Linked DNA regions of Mus musculus: region 2 is linked to region 1. The links are chromatin loops, found by intact Hi-C in ENCODE. Cell type or tissue: left cerebral cortex. All regions are shown on one strand.

Region 1 (5,000 bases):
CAAGGACCTCCTGTAGCCCTTAGCACCCAAGTGCCACTGTGTCATGAGTGGGAGACTTGCCAGCGTCTCCGTGCTTGTTCTGAATGGGGTTGAGGGTGTGAAGTTCCGCACCGGTGACGAGTACACACAGAGCGGCCTGCACTGCCACCCTCTACTCATCATAAAACTGCAGATGACCACAAGTTACCTAGAAGATAGATTCATCTTTAATCGTGGGGCACACATTTTAGTGCCAACACCTAGGAGACAGAAGCAGATGACTCTCTGTGAGTTCAAGGCCAGTCTGGTCTGTAGAGCAAGTTCTAGGACAGCTAGAGTTACATAGATTATTGGGGGCAGAGGGGTGGTGGACAGAAAAGATAGATGAATTATCAAGTGGAAGGAGGTGAATAAAGGTTCACATGTAAACTTTAAGGGTCATTTTTGTTTTATTTTATGAGTATGAGTGCTCTATCTGCATGTATACCTGCAGGTCAGAAGAGGGCATCAGACTCCATTATAGTTAGCTATGAGCCACCACATGGTTACTGGGCATTGAACTCAGGACCCCTGGAAGAGCAGCCAGTGTTCTTAACTTCTGAGCCATTGCTCTAGCTCCTAAAGGTCGTTTTTATAATGTGCCTTTGTCATAAGAATGACTGAAATGGAGCCTTCTAGTAATCAGGCTGAAAGACCTGCTGGTCTGTACAAGAGAGAGAAACACAGGCAGACCAAACCCACTGAATCATCCAATCAATGACTGAGCAAATGAATCACATAGTTCTTAAGAGAATAATATAAAATATATGTAAACAAGTTCAACATCCTTAGTCAGGTCGGGCAGTGGGAGCCTTAAACACTCAGAAACTGACTAGGCCGAGCACCTGGTACAGCCGCACCATCCTGAGCACACACCCCAGTCAGCATGCCATAGACACCCACACAGCCATGTGACTGGGGCACTGTGGAGACTATCCAAGGTAGTACATATGCCCAGGCCACCGTGTGCGCCATAGGTGGGGTCAGAAGACAGTTCTGCAGAGTCACATCTCTTCGCACCTTTATGTGGATTCTAAGGGCAACCTCATGTTGTCAGGCTTGCATGGCCACTGCTTTCTGTACTGAGCTGTTTGCGGTCCCGTCCCTGCCTTGTCTGCCTGGGTGCTGGAATGGAGTTTTCCTTTGCCTGTAGGACCATATGTAACCTGCCCCCGTGCTCATCTCTTGTTTGTGTGCCTCTTACATATGCTCAGTGTCAGTGTGCCCCAGCATCTGCCTAAGCAAGCCGAGCGTGCTTGCGTCAGGAGCAGGGATGGGGGAGACTCTGGTCTCAGGTCAGGTTTCTCTCTCTCTGGGATGACTCTTTTATTTTTATTTCTGAGGCTTAATGCCATGTGGCGCATGCCTTTAATCCCAGCACTCTGGAGGCAGAGGCAGCCTGGTTCTACAGAGTGAGTTCCAGGACAGCTAGGGCTATACAGAGAAACCCTGTCTCGAAAAACCAAAAAAAAAAAAAAAAAAAAAAAAAGACTGGTCTCAAACTTGCTGTATAGCTAAGGATGATTTTGAAGTCCTGATTCTCCTGCCTCTGCTTCCTGGATTACGCACCAGTACCACACCTACTCTCGGGGCTGCCTCTTGGCATCTCTTCCATCCTATCAATCTGTGACTTGTTTGATTCATGAAACTTGCCATTAATTGAAGCTATTTTCTGTCTTTCTGTCCAACGTAATCTGGCAGTGGGTCCATGCCTCCTCTAGAGCAGTGCATGGTTCCTGGTTAGTGCTCAAGAGACTTGTGTTTGAGAGGACTGTGTGCTTGCCAACCACCAAGCTCCTGCACGCTTATGATCTACTAAAAGATGGGTCAGAACCTATCAGCTGGTACAGATGCAGTCCTATGGATAGCAGGCATTTCCCATAATTCTCTTTCCTTCCTCTAGCTGAGTCTACCTCAGGCCGAGGCCAGTGCCTGAAGCGCATCCGTTACCATGGCCGAGGTCGCTTTGGCATTATGGAGAAGGTCTATTGCCACTATTTTGTAAAGCTGGTGGAAGGACCCCCTCCCCCACCCGAAGTACCCAAGACAGCAGTTGACCACGCCAAGGACTATATTCAGCAGCTTCGCAGCCGGACCATCATCCATACTCTATGAGATCTGTGCAGGTCATCCTGGCTCCACGGTGTATATAGCTTATGTTTATTTTAAAAAGTAAAAACAAGTGATTTTTATCTGTTTCATTGAATTATTGAAGTGTAGTGTATAACTGCAAAGTTTCGTGTGTGTGTGTGTGTGTGTGTGTGTGTGTGTGTGTGTATGTGTGTGTGTGTTGGGCGGTGGGGGCAGTATGTATCCTGGTGTGCATGTGCAGAGGCCAGAGGATTTTTCAAGAGGACTTGAAGCAGCCTTACCACTGCATTCTAAAACTAGACAGTAGGTGGCGCTCTTCTGCCAGCAACAATCAGTTACCAAAGTACTACTGTGACTCATAGATTCCTCCCTCCCTCCCTGAAAAATGGCATTGGAGTTTTGATGTGGATTGCTTGAATCTCTATGTTACTCATACTAGGAACACTTTAACCAAAATCCTCAACTCCAGGCTCTTCCTTTCTTTGTTGTTGTTGTGTTTGTTTGTTCTTTTGGATTTTTGAGACAGGATTTCTTGGGGTAGCCCTGGCTTTTCCTGGAACTTGCCACACTTCTTAATCCTTTAAAACAGTTCAACTAGCTGGGGGCCGAATAATGTAATCTATGAGCCTATGGGGACATTCTTTTGTTTTATTTTTTTTTAAAGATTTATTTATTTATTACATATAAGTACACTGTAGCCGTCTTCAGACACTCCAGACGAGGGCGCCAGATCTCGTTACAGATGGTTGTGAGCCACCATGTGGTTGCTGGGATTTGAACTCAGGACCTTTGGAAGAGCAGTCAGTGCTCTTAACCGCTGAGCCATCTCTCCAGCCTATGGAGACATTCTTATTCAAACTACCACAGTTTTTTTTTTTTTTCCATTTAGTGTTGTTATTTTATGTGTGTGACTGTTTTGTCTGTATATGTGTCTGTACACTATGTGCATCGTTTGCAGACACCAGAAGAGGACTTCAAATCTCCTAGAACTGGAGTTACAAATGGGGGTCGGCTATCCTGTGTGTGCTGGGAATTGAACCTGGGTCCTCCTCAAGAGCAGCCAGTGCTCTTAACTGCTGTGCTTTCTCTCCAGCCTGCACATTCTTTTTTTTTTTTTTTTTTTTTTTTTTTTTGGGTTTTCAAGACAGGGTTTCTCTGTATAGCCCTGGCTGTCCTGGAACTCACTTTGTAGACCAGGCTGGCCTCGAACTCAGAAATCCGCCTGCCTCTGCCTCCCGAGTGCTGGGATTAAAGGCGTGCGCCACCACGCCCGGCCAGCCTGCACATTCTTGACAAAGGTGCGAGAAACAAGGAGAGATGACAAGCAGGGTGTGCGTATGCACACACAGAAGAATAAAATGCCCGTCTCTCTGCCTCTGCAAACCGCAGCTCGGAATGGGTCAAAGACCCAAGTACAGCTAGAAATGGGGAGAAGGAAAAAACAAAGTTCAAGACACTGGTGAAGAGGCTGCACATGGCTTCTGTCTAGCTAATAGCATCCAGGCAGCAGAGGCTGCTGGCTGAGCAGAATCTCCAACGAGAGCAAAGGGCAGGATCCACATCCACAGGAGCTGAACGGAATCCAGTTTCAGCCTATTGAGGAACTGATTACCTTAATCCCAGCACTCAGGAGGCAGAGGCAAGTGGGCCTCTGTGAGGCTGAGGCCAGCCTGATCTGCATAGTGAGTTCTAGGCTAACCAGGGCTACACAGTGAGACTCTACCTGAAAAGCAAAACAAAAACCCCAATGTTTAAAATAAGCAGATGATGTGAGTATCCCTTTGGGAAAACAAGAAATGCCAGTAGCCCAGGGGTAGATGAGAACCAGTGCTGGGGGCTTTCAGAAAGGCTCCAGGGTGGGCTGACCGGTTCTGAGGCTCTCTGAGAAACTGCCTGGCCTGTGTGAGGTCTTGGTAAAGGGTGGGGTTTGCTTTGTTTTGTTTTATGATTTCAAAGTTACTTTTGTTGAAGGGTTTGCCCATTTTGTCTCCAAGTTTGCCAGCATGCATCTATGTGAATATCCTGTGTTTGCAGTAGTCGGGAGAATGCAACACACCCTTCCTTCAAAAGACCTGTGTATCCTCATCCCCAGAATACCGAATGCCCTAGGAATGTGCAGGGTCACAAAGGGGATGTAAACCTATCAGCGATAATAAAGTGCACTGTGTTAGGAGAGTTGTCCTGGTTTTCTAATGGTCATAGTTTTCAAACCGGAAGAGGGAGGCAGAAGGAAAAACCGCAGGGAGGCATAGTCACTGAGGGGTGCTCAGAGATAGGCAGTTTTCCTGGCTTTGAAGAGAACTAAGGAGTCAGAGAAGTTTCTAGAACTAGCAAAACAAAAACATTCTCCTGTGGCCTCTAGAAAACAATACAGCAGGTGTCTTTGTTTTTTCTTTCTTCCTCCCCTGCCCACTTCCTTTCTTTCTTTTTTCTTTTTTTTCTTTTTTTTCCGAGACAGGGTTTCTCTGTGTAGTCCTGGCTGTCCTGGAACTCACTCTGTAGACCAGGCTGGCCTCCAACTCAGAAATCCGCCTGCCTCTGCCTCCCAAGTGCTGGGATTAAAGGCGTGCGCCACTACGCCTGGCTTTCTTTCTTTAGATGGTTCTCTGTCTCTCTCTCTCTCTCTCTTTCTCTCTCTCTCTCTCTCTCTCCCTCTCCCTCTCCCTCTCCCTCTCCCTCTCCCTCTCTCTCTCTCTCTCTCTCTCTCTCTCTCTCTCTCTCTCTCTCTCCACAAGACACATTTATTAATGTCCTATTGTATTTACAGTTTAATATAGCAACCAAAGTGGACTAGCACTTGGGCAGCAGGCACATCATTCCAGTTTTAACAGTTGTGAAAGCAAGGAGTATGGAATGCTAGGGATCCTCTCAAAAGTTCCAAACTAATTCTG
Region 2 (5,000 bases), 150 kb after region 1:
ATGGGATGACAGGTGTGTCCCACTGCCCTTGTTCTTTGTTTTTAGTCAGTGTGTATGTGCATGTGTGCTGACTCACAGCCGTCAGTCCGCTCCTTCCAACTCTTGGGTTCTAGCGATCTAACTCAGGCTGTCTGAGTTGGCAGATGGTGCCTTTTAACTGTTGAATGATCTCCTCGGTCTATACCTTTTTATATTGCACTTCTGAAGGTGTGTGTGTATTGGGAGAAGGGGTTGGATCAAGGGCCTCAGGCATGCTAAGCAAACCCCCATCGGTGTACTAAATCCCCAGGCTTTAAGCAGTTACTCACAGGGTTAGAATGGAAGGGGAGAACTAGGAACTGAGGACCTCTTGGTTCCTAATGTTTCCATCCAAAACCCTGTACTAAGAGGTAACTAAATCCTCGCAGGGTTTCTAGCACCAGTGGTCTTGTTCCTAGGAGGACCAGGTCCCCGTGCTTCATGGAAACAACTGTCTGAGAAAGTTCAACACTGCCAGGAGAAAGCACTAGATATTCTGAGCAACTCCTGGGATTAACAGAGTCCCAACTTCCTTTTCTTAGAGCACTTCCTAAAAGGGGCCTACAAACTTGTCTCCTTCCTTTATCCCTTTAAGGTAGTGCATGCATTTCTTACTCTTTAGGAGAACCCTTCTCAGGAAGCCAAGAGCCAAACATCTTGCTATGCAGTCATTAGGAAAGACAGGGCCTTCATGCCCTACCTAGTCTTGGAGAAACATTCTTTGGTCTAACTTTGGTCAGGCGCCTGAACCTTTTTCTAGGCCTATCCAAACACTATCTTGTAAAACCTAGTTTTAATGAAGGACTTTGTGAAGGGAGTTTACCAAGACCACCCCTCTGCCAATTCTGTATGCCAGGCTCCCAATTATAGACACAAGCCTTCCAGGATTGTCTTCAGCAAGAACCCAGTTAGGTTGGCTTAGCCAGACCCCTTTACCCTTTTTTTCCCTCGAATCACATTCTCATCCACTAACCCTCAAAACTGATCTTTGGTTACAAATTTCCCCCTTGTTCATCTCTAGTTGGAGTCCTATTTCTCCCCCACTGTACTGGCTCCTATATCTAGCTGTACAATCCTTTATACCAGTTCTTAACCTGTAGGTTGTGACCTCTTTGGGGGAGGGTCACATATTATACCTGATACCATACTTGAATATCAGATATTTACATTATAATTCATAACAGTCGCAAAATTACAGTTATGGAGGAGAAACAAAATAATTTTACAGTTGGGGGACAGCACTTTAAAGGGTCGCAGGACTAGGAAGGTTGAGAACCACTGTTTACACGGCCTTCCTTATCGTTCTTTGACAAGCCACAGAATACTTTTTAGTGTAACTGCTAACTAGACACAAACTGGACTTACAGCATAGACAGTTGAAGCCTGTTCCCCTGGCACTGCCTCCCTGGCATAGCTGTAGCCATTTTGCTTCTCGCCTGCCAGTATGAGTGCCATCTCATACTGCTGCCACTGAAATTAGACTGACTGCTGACCCAGAGAATAGTCTGGCTCAGACCGTGGTCATGTTGACCATATATCCCGGTATGTTCAGAGGTTTGTTACCATGTTTTGAGGACTGTTCTTCTTGCAAACTCCCCAATTGCAGACTTCACTCAGAGCTAAGCAAGATAGAAGTCAACTTGAACTGTTATGTCTAAATTATTTAAACACACACACACACAACTTGGAAAAAGGCCAATAACCCTACAAGCCCTCCCCGCAATTGCTTGTGAGTTCATTATGGGTTTCTGCCTATATAAACTGACCCTGAAACGAAGTTCATGATAGTAGCATTCAGTTCCAGAGTCTAAGCTATGTCTACCGACCGTGGGGTGTGCATTCAATACACTATCCCTGTCTGACTGAGATTGATATTCCTGTGGTTTGTGGGGCGACTCCTGGACCCTAACAGGGACCAGCTCTGGAATTCCTTTCACTTCAGACTGTGGAACCCCGTCCTCCTCCATTCTCATGCCTCTAGAAACACCTAAAGACTCCTTCACAGATAGGAAGGCAGCTCTTGACTAAACAGACTCTTTACCGATTTACTAAACACGGGCTATGTTCAACAGAACCCAATGGGAAGAGAATTGGGCCCGGATACGTGTTTCATCTCCAGAAAAAAAGCCTGGGGCCCCGAGGCCGTCAGACATTTGTACCACGCAAGCATCCATCCTGCATCCCATCCATGGCTTCGGTCCGTCTTGCAAGCCACACATAGCACTGGTATCCAGACCACCCATGAACGAAGCAGGGAGCTCACTGGGCTAAGTTCGAGCCTCCTCCTCCCACTCTAGGAAAGTGAGCTAACAGTGAGATCCTCTGCATTCACGCGGTAGCCGGCGTCCCGTGAGGCCGGCTACTTAGCGGGAGAGATGGCGCCCGCTGCAGGTGTCGGGAGAGGTTCACCCACCTGTCTCGACCTAGAGTCCGCCGGATTCACTGAACCGAGAAAAAAGAAAAGAAAAGGAAAAAAAAAATCACTTTTGAAAAACGACTTCGTTTTTGTTAGCAATACCCAGATAGGAGCTAGCCGAAACCGGAAGTTGCATCACCTCCGGTCGCGCCAGGCAGTGACAGTCCTTAGCCCCGCCTCTGTTCCTAAAGCAACGATGGCCGCTCCCGCGTACGACACTATTGCTAGCATTTCTCGAATTGGGAGGGACTATCGATTTTCATCACCTGCTGTAGTTTTCCTCAGCAACTCTTACTCATGCATTCATTTTATTTAGGCTTGGTTGGCGGGTGAACTGGGAGCTAGGAAAGGCGACGTCGGATGTAGAGTAGCGCCATCTTGTACGGACCCTGAACGTTTAGCACGCCGAGCGTGAGCTTACATCGGGCAATACTTGTCAGAGAGGAAAAAAAAAAATAGCGTTTTTACGCGATGGCGTATTTCCGTTTCCTCTCTGCCAGGGCGTTTTTGGTTGGACGGTCTTGTTGCGGAGGGAGGGGGAAGATTGTTTGCTCCGTAGACGCTCCCCGTAAAGCAAGGTAAACTGAGGTAAAGCCGGGAAGGGGCATTTTTTTTTTCGCCTGGTTACATGGGATGGCTGGGACTCAGACGCTGGGTCCGCGGAAGAGTATGCGCTTGGAGCCTGGAGGCTCAGATGGCCCCCAGGGCTGGAGAGGCAAGGTTGGGGGATAGAAGGTGAATTGCAAAGCCGGACCGAGGGGGACGGGCTTGGTAGAAAAAGGGTGTGGAGGAGAGAGGGTGGGGCTCAGAGGGAAGTTTGGAAGGGGAGGGACTGTGGAGGGAACAGGGACGCGAGCAGAGTCGGACCTAAAGTCCTTGAGGCCGGAGGAAAGAAGTTGAGGTGGGGGACTGGTCGGATCTCGGGAGTGTGTGTTGGGAAACCAGTGGTATCTTGGGGAGACCCAGGACGCGGAGGAGGCTGCTGGCCAAGGTTCTGATGCTGACATCCTATGTAACTTGACCTTTGTGTCTCCTGCAGCTCCCCAGAGGCGCATCTCCCACCCTCTGCTTGGACTTAGCTTTCTCTCCATCTGCCACCACAGCCTGGAGGCGCTTGCCTCCACCCTCCCGAATGGTGCTCCTCTTCCCAGGCGTCGGCCCAGGATCCAGGCCCCCTTTGCTCCTTGAGTTGGAGCTGTTGCCGCTGGGGTCTCTTGGTGGGCTCCCCGTGGTGAGGTGTGAAGAACTTTTGCACAGACGAAGCTTTAGTTATAAGGACCTCCTCAGCAGTTCGAAGCTCAGCCTCTAACTGAACGCGAGGCCCATCTGTGCTGCTTCTCTTCGGCCTTTGAGAAGAGAAAGCCCTATTCTGTTCCATCCAAAGTCCAGGAAGCCTCAAACTGGGGCCCTGCTCCCAGCATGCCAGCCCTCTCTTGTGCATAGGGCTTTGCCCTCTTCCAGCCAGCATGGCTGATCTCAAAAAGGCTGCAGGGGGCCGGGAGACTCCGCAGGGGGAACTTCGGTCAGAGGTGGTAGAGGATGAGGGCCCTAGGAGCCCGGTCGCAGAGGAGCCTGGAGGAAGTGGAAGCAACAGCAGTGAGACCAAATTGTCCCCTAGAGAGGAGGAGGAACTGGATCCTAGGATACAGGTGAGAAGGCTGATGGAGGAGGTCAGAAGTCCAGAGGCCAGACTTGCTGAAGAGCTGTGGGATCAATGAGGCCTTAGACTCCTCTCTCACAGTGGGCTGGGGTGGGAAAGGGAAGCAGACATGTACATAAAACGTGGCGGTTCAGTGTGACAAGTGTGACAAGTGCTGATGGAGAGCAGGGACCCTGCCTGAGTGCTTGGGGCATAGAACCACTCATTGTTCTTCTTTCTGAATAAGCAAAAAGATTGCTAGCTCAGGTATCTTACATATCCTGGAGGCAAGAGGAGATGGCTGAGACTGGGAGGCAGTTTGGAGGCTGAGGAAATCTCCCCCCCCCCCCCCCCACCTTTTACCTTCTTAGATATGTCTCTCAGAATCATTTTGAGTTGTGAGACCTTTCAGGTATTTGAAAGGCACGGTAAGGTTTGAGTCTGTAAGGAAATCAACTCCCTTCCCTCCTCCCCATCCCCCTCTCTTTGAGACAGGATTCTCTTGTGTAGCCCTGGCTGTCCTGGAACTTGATTTGTAGACTAGGGTGGCCTAGAACTCCGAGATCTGCCTGCTTCTGCCTCCCTGCTCCTGGGATTAAATTAGGTGTGTGCCACCATGATCAGCAGGAAACTTTTTATATTGCAAGGATTTATCTCTGTTGTGATTGGCCTTTAATATATATTTCTGGCTCTTGGAATTGTGGGCTTACCAAAAGAATGTCAGGATAGTTTACTGTCATGGAATGTGCACAGTCTAGTTGGTAAACCAGAGAGATGGTTGTGTAAGAGACTCAGGGAACTGGTATGAGGAAGAGTGGTCATTGTGGAGGAGATGGCCTGCTAGGACAAGCTTAGTTATCTATCGTGTTTCAGGGTACTGTCTAAATGGACTGTATGGGAAAGTTTCTGATATGGGCTGATAATGGC

What was found. A loop is a pair of places that touch in the nucleus more often than their neighbours do. Peaks named below come from ENCODE experiments on the same cell type or tissue, not always from the same donor. Only the 100,000 strongest peaks of a DNase experiment are listed, where the experiment ranks them.
Region 2: it touches region 1 in a loop (4-fold over the local background); 2 of 42 quality-filtered maps call a loop at or near these places.

What each region holds. Positions count from the first base shown.
Region 1 is chr11:58,177,357-58,182,356 of GRCm38, forward strand. It overlaps Mrpl22 (mitochondrial ribosomal protein L22), which reads left to right. Exons shown (of 7, transcript NM_175001.5): 7 at 1,922-2,210. The coding sequence ends at 2,133. Among named protein-coding and RNA genes, the nearest start is that of Gm12250, 4.0 kb to the right of the region's middle. In left cerebral cortex, a CTCF peak has its summit at 2,428 (motif pointing right); DNase peaks (open chromatin) are centred at 1,119, 2,042 and 2,421; H3K27ac peaks cover 401 bases.
Region 2 is chr11:58,327,781-58,332,780 of GRCm38, forward strand. It overlaps Sh3bp5l (SH3 binding domain protein 5 like), which reads left to right and starts at 2,927. Exons shown (of 7, transcript NM_024480.5): 1 at 2,927-3,012; 2 at 3,474-4,083. The coding sequence starts at 3,901. It also overlaps a transcript of Zfp672 not described here. In left cerebral cortex, no CTCF peak of the experiment used is centred here; DNase peaks (open chromatin) are centred at 2,623, 2,870 and 3,459; H3K4me3 peaks cover 2,676 bases; H3K27ac peaks cover 1,743 bases.